Regions from separate parts of the Homo sapiens genome. Here region 1 is linked to region 2. Evidence: read pairs that join two places in POLR2A ChIA-PET (ENCODE). Cell type or tissue: IMR-90. All regions are shown on one strand. Each heading gives the region's core, and the rest is flanking DNA. Links, peaks and the distances in the headings are about the cores only. Region 1 has its middle 1.9 kb from the start of R3HDM4. Region 2 overlaps CNN2 (calponin 2).

Evidence for each region. ChIA-PET counts read pairs that join two places held together with the same protein. Peaks named below come from ENCODE experiments on the same cell type or tissue, not always from the same donor. Only the 100,000 strongest peaks of a DNase experiment are listed, where the experiment ranks them.
Region 1: POLR2A ChIA-PET joins it to region 2 with 10 read pairs; 11 of 35 experiments call an interaction of 5 or more read pairs at or near these places.

What each region holds. Positions count from the first base shown.
Region 1 is chr19:913,698-916,595 of GRCh38, forward strand. No RefSeq gene overlaps it. Among named protein-coding and RNA genes, the nearest start is that of R3HDM4, 1.9 kb to the left of the region's middle. In IMR-90, for the core only: no CTCF peak of the experiment used is centred there; no DNase peak of the experiment used is centred there; H3K4me3 peaks cover 248 bases; H3K27ac peaks cover 224 bases.
Region 2 is chr19:1,027,080-1,029,977 of GRCh38, forward strand. All of the region lies in intron 1 of CNN2 (calponin 2), which reads left to right. Among named protein-coding and RNA genes, the nearest start is that of CNN2, 1.9 kb to the left of the region's middle. RefSeq lists a silencer at 1,306-1,481. In IMR-90, for the core only: no CTCF peak of the experiment used is centred there; a DNase peak (open chromatin) is centred at 1,552; H3K4me3 peaks cover 2,071 bases; H3K27ac peaks cover 2,124 bases.

The sequences.
Region 1 (2,898 bases), core at 18-2,517, 110 kb before region 2:
TCGACGAGGGAGGGGACGTTCTTCTTGGAGGCAGAGGATGGCGGAAATTAAAACTGCCCGAGCCTTCCTTCCACCTGCCCCTCCCAGCCCTGGAGCCTCGGCTAGGCAACCCCTTCCCCTGCTTAGCCTCAGTTTACTCTTCTCTAAAATTAGGCCTGGTGGCCAACGTGGTGGCTCACGCCTGTAATCCCAGCACTTTGGGAAGCCAAGGCCAGTGGATCACTTGAGTCCAGGTGTCTGAGACTAGCTTGGGCAACATGATGAAAACCCATCTCTAAAATAAAAAGAAAGGGCCGGGCGCGGTGGCTCACACCTGTAATCCCAGCACTTTGGGAGGCCGAGGTGGGCGGATCACGAGGACAGGAGATCGAGACCATCCTGGCTAACACAGTGAAACCCCCTCTCTACTAAAAATACAAAAAATTAGCCGGGCGTGGTGGCGGGGGCCTGTAGTCCCAGCTACTCGGGAGGCTGAGGCAGGAGAATGGCGTGAACCCGGGAGGCGGAGCTTGCAGTGAGCCGAGATCGTGCCACTGCACTCCAGTCTGGGCGAGGAGCGAGACTCCATCTCAAAAAAATAAAATAAAATAAAATAAAGCAAGAGGGAGGCTGGGCACGGTGGCTCGCACCTGTAATACCAGCACTTTGAGAGGCCAAGGCCAGTGGATCACTTGAGGTCAGGAGTTTGAGACCAGCCTGGCCAACATGGCAAAACCCTATCTCTACTAAAACTACAAAAATTAGCCGGGCGTGGTGGTATGCACCCATAGTCCCAGCTACATGGGAGGCTGAGGCACAAGAATCGCTTGAACATGGGAGGCAAAAGTTGCAGGGAGCCGTCCACTTCACTCCAGCCTGGGCCACAGAGTAAGACTACTCTGTCTCAAAAAAAAAAAAAAAAAAAAAAAAAATAGCCAGGCACAGTGGCTCACGCCTGTAATCCCAGCACTCTGGGAGGCCGAGGCGGGTGGATCATGAGGTCAGGAGATTGTGACCATCCTGGCTAACACGGTGAAACCCCATCTCTACCAAAAATACAAAAAATTAGCCGGGCATGGTGGCAGGCGCCTGTAGTTCCTGCTACTCAGGAGGCTGAGGCAGGAGAATGGAGTGAACCCAGGAGGCAGAGCTTGCAGTGAGCCGAGATTGTGCCATTGCACTCCAGCCTGGGCGACAGAGCGAGATGCTGTCTCAAAAAAAAAAAGCAAGAAAGAAAGAAAAAGAAAGAAAGAGTAAGGAGGAAAAAGAAAAGGATGAGAAACTGTGGATGGACTCAAAAAAGCGTGCACTGTGAGATTCCTGTAGATAAATGTGCAAAGAGGTGAAAAAGGACAATGGAGAGATGTATCAGGAGTGACTGGCAGGGGAGCTGGGCATCGGGAATGAGTGGTTTCCCCATCCATCAGGCACAGGGTAAGGGTAGATGCTCAAAGAATGGACCTGAACATTTATTCGTGAGAGAGGGAGGCAACTCCAGAGAACTTCCTGGGCCTTCCTCCCATTCTGGGTTCCAGGGCTTCCCTTCAGGGGCCTGGGCCTGTCCTGTCTGTACCTTCTTCTTCTTCTTCTTCTTCTTTTTTTTTTTTGAGAGAGTCTCGCTCTGTCACCCAGCCTACAGTGATGCAATCTCAGGTCATTGCAACCTCCACCTCCTGGGCTCAAGTGATTCTCCTGCCTCAGCCTCCCAAGTAGCTGGGATTACAGGCACCCTCCACCAAGCCCGGGTAATTTCTGTATTTTTAGTAGAGACCAGGTTTCACCACGTTGGCCAGGCTGGTCTGGAACTCCTGACCTCAAGTGATCCACCTGCCTCGGCCTCCCAATGTGCTGGGATTACAGGCATGAGCCACTGTGCCCGGCCTATTCATTTTTTTTCCTCCCTTTTTTGTCTTTTTTTATGCAAATGGAAGCACCTTTTTCTTCGCTGTGTATTACTCCATGATGACCAAATGTCTTGGACTCTGTTGCAGGATGGACTTTGGGGGAACCTCCTGGATGTCATCCTGGGGTACACTTCCAGCTGTGGGATTATGGAGTCAAGGTTGTGCTGACCAGGCTGGGTGGCTCATGCTTGTCATCCCAGCACTTTGGGAGGCTGAGGCAGGAGGACTGCTTGAGCTCAGGAGTTCAAGACAAGCCTGGGCAACCTAGTGAGATCTTGTCTCTACAAAAAAATTTAAGGGGGGAGGGGGGAGGGATAGCCTTAGGAGATATACCTAATGCTAAATGACGAGTTAATGGGTGCAGCACACCAGCATGGCACATGTATACATATGTAACTAACCTGCACATTGTGCACATGTACCCTAAAACTTAAAGTATAATAATAATAAAATAAAATAATAAATAAAATTAAAAAAAAAACTTTATTTGCAAAAAAATAAAAAATAAAAAATTTAAAAATAAATTAGCTGGACCGGGAGCAGTGGCTCACGCCTGTAATCCCAGCACGTTGGGAGGCCGAGGAGGGTGGATCACCTGAGGTCAGGAGTTCGAGACCAGCCTGGCCAACGTGGTGAAACCTGGTCTCTACTAAAAATACAAAAATTACCCGGGCATGGTGGCAGGCACCTGTAATCCCAGCTACTCGGGAGGCTGAGGCAGGAGAATTGCTTGAACCCGGGAGGCGGAGGTTGCTTTGAGCCGAGATCATGCCACTGCACTCCAGCCTAGGCAACAGAGCGACACCCTGTCTCAATAATGATAATAAAAGGCCGGGCGCGGTGGCTGACGCCTCTAATCCACCACTTTGGGAGGCCGAGGAGGGTGGATCACGAGGTCAGGAGATCAAGACCATCCTGGCTAACACGGTGAAACCCTGACTCTACTAAAAGTACAAAAAATTAGCCGGGCGAGGTGGCGGGCGCCTGTAGTCCCAGCTACTAGGGAGGCTGAGGC
Region 2 (2,898 bases), core at 152-2,651:
ACAACGCTCTGGGGGTCTGGGGGGGACCCCAGCAACCCCGTCATCTCCTGGCCACACTTCTGCTTTTGGGGCCTCTTAGCTTTGGGAGGGGAAGGGGCATGGCCGAGTGGTTTTTGAGAAGTGTTACCCCCCCACAAACAGGAATTTCCTGGCCTCTGGGACACCTTGGGGGTGTCTTGGGGGGAGGGGCGGTAGCCGCTTTGCACGGTCTTTGTCTCCCATCTGACTAATTTAAACGGATAACAAAGAGGTTCTCTGAAGGTGGCCCTGAGATATGTGGGGTTTTGCAGCCTCGAAAGAAGAGCTGGGGCCCGGCAGGGCGCGGGGGCTCACGCCCGTAATCCCAGCACTTTGGGGGGCGGAGCTGGGTGGATGGCTTGAGCCCAGCGAGTTCGAGACCAGTCTGGGCAACATGGCGAAACCCCATCTCTATAATTAAAAACAAGCCAGGGCTAGGGGAGACACTTTTTAAGAGAGCACTTGTGGTTCTAGCTCAGAGAGGACCAGACACTTCTGCAGGGTCACACAGCAGGGTCCTGGACAGGATTCCCAGGGAAAGTGGGGGGCGGGGGTTGTGATGCGAGACCCACGGACAGGACCGGGACCTGACCCTCCAGGACCTTCCAGCTGGAGGGGGGTGTCGTCCCCGCCCACCCCCTCCCCCGACGCCCACTGGGCACCTGGGAAGGTGTCCTTACAGCTGACTTCTGCAGGGGAAACTGCCTCTGCACGCTCTGAGGGCACCGGCCCTGCCAGCCCCAACAGCCACCTGCCCGGCGGCACTCCAGGGCCGGCAGACTGGAGGGAGAATTCCTGCTTCCCCGCTGTGAGCCCCTGCAAGCCTTCAGACCAGCTCTTGGCCAAAAAGGGAGGCTGAGGCTTGGGGTGGTCAAGGCCTGAGCCAGGGTCCCCAGCCCGGGGCTCACGACTCCTCCTTCAAGGGGCCATCTGCACCCTGCATTCATAGAGCCCCCCGTGCAGTGGGGTGGGCACCCTGCCGCACCCTGCATACAGCCGGCTAAGGGCACCGGTGTCCACAGGGACCCAGAGACGTCGTTCCAGCTGCCCAGGGCCACACAGCCCACAAGTGACAGGGCCAAGACCGGAACCCAGTACCTGCTGGGCCTGCGGAAGTGGGAGCGGGCACAGGAGGGTGGGGCGGCTTCCGGAGACGGGGTGGGGTGGGGTGGGGGCAGGTTGATACCTGCCCTGGCGGGGGTGAGGACAGAGGCTGGAAGAGCCGCTTAGCAGGCTCCCCGCGCAACCCTCAGTCTGTCCGTTTGGAGGGTGGGCGAGGCGTCGGCCAGCTTGCCAGGGTCACGGAAGGGTCGCCTCCCAATTAGAAACCAGCTTCCCCCTGGCTTCCCGCTCACACCCGCTTTACCGGCTGCTTGAAACAGCCAGAGACCCGCCCCCCGCCCCGCTTCCCCGTGGCTCAGTTGACTCCCGGCTGGACGGCACGGAGGCAGCTCGGATCCACAGTGTCTGCGGCCTTGCATCCCGGCTTGGGGGTCCGGACCCGCTGGGAACAGCTGGTTCAGATTTAGCCGGGGAGGCAGCGCGCATTCCTGGCAGTTTGTGGTGAACAGGAATGTGCTGGAAGGCCGGCGGCCGGGCAGCGGGGGGGCGGGGGTGGGGGAGGACGGCAGCGGCTGGGGGTGGGGCCAGGGGACCTGGGCCCCTGAGCCGGCAGAGACGCGGCGCAGCTGGGCAAGGCAGGGCTGTGTACCCAGCAGCCACCGTTCTCATTCCTCGGGATCAAAGTTGCCGGCGGGGCGGGGCTGCCCCCGGGCGTGGAAAGCCAAGCTGGGTGGGCTGTGAGCTGGTACTGGGGGGCCTCCCCGCCTTTGCCTCCTCTGGGCTACGAGCTGTTTCCAGGCAGGTGCCAGGTCAGGGGACCCTAACCCAAATAATCCCAGGCAGGTCCAGGTCAGGGGACCCTATCCCAAATAATCCCAGGCAGGTCCAGCTCAGGGGACCCTAACCCAAATCATCCCAGGCAGGTCCAGCTCAGGGGACCCTAACCCAAATCATCCCAGGCAGGTCCAGCTCAGGGGACCCTAACCCAAATCATCCCAGGCAGGTCCAGCTCAGGGGACCCTACCCAAATCATTCCAGGCAGATCTAGCTCAGGGGACCCTAACCCAAATCATCCCAGGCAGGTCCAGCTCAGGGGACCCTAACCCAAATCATCCCAGGCAGGTCCAGCTCAGGGGACCCTAACCCAAATCATCCCAGGCAGGTCCAGGTCAGGGGACCCTACCCAAATCATCCCAGGCAGGTCTAGCTCAGGGGACCCTAACCCAAATCATCCCAGGCAGGTCCAGCTCAGGGGACCCTAACCCAAATCATCCCAGGCAGGTCCAGCTCAGGGGACCCTAACCCAAATCATCCTAGGCAGGTCCAGCTCAGGGGACCCTAACCCAAATCATCCCAGGCAGGTCCAGCTCAGGGGACCCTAACCCAAATCATCCCAGGCAGGTCCAGGTCAGGGGACCCTAACCCAAATAATCCCAGGAAGAGATGAGGAAGCGGAGGCTGAGTGGGGAGCTGTCCGCGGGAACCTGGGGAGATGGGTGCAGAGCAGGGAGAGGGATTTGATTTTTTTTTTCCTTCTCTCTTTTCTTTCTTTTTTTTTTTAAGACAGAGGCTCACTCTGTTCCAGGCTGGAGTGAAGTGGCCCGATCTTGGCTCACTGCCTCCTCTGCCTCCTGGGTTCAAGCGATTCTCCTGCCTCAGCCTCCCAAGTAGCTGGGACTACAGGTGCCCACCACCACGCCCAGCTCATTTTTGTATTTTAGTACAGACGGGATTTCACCATGTGGGCTAGGCCAGTCTCGAACTCCTGACCTCAGATGATCCGCCCGCCTTGGCCTCCCAAAGTGCTGGGATTGTAGG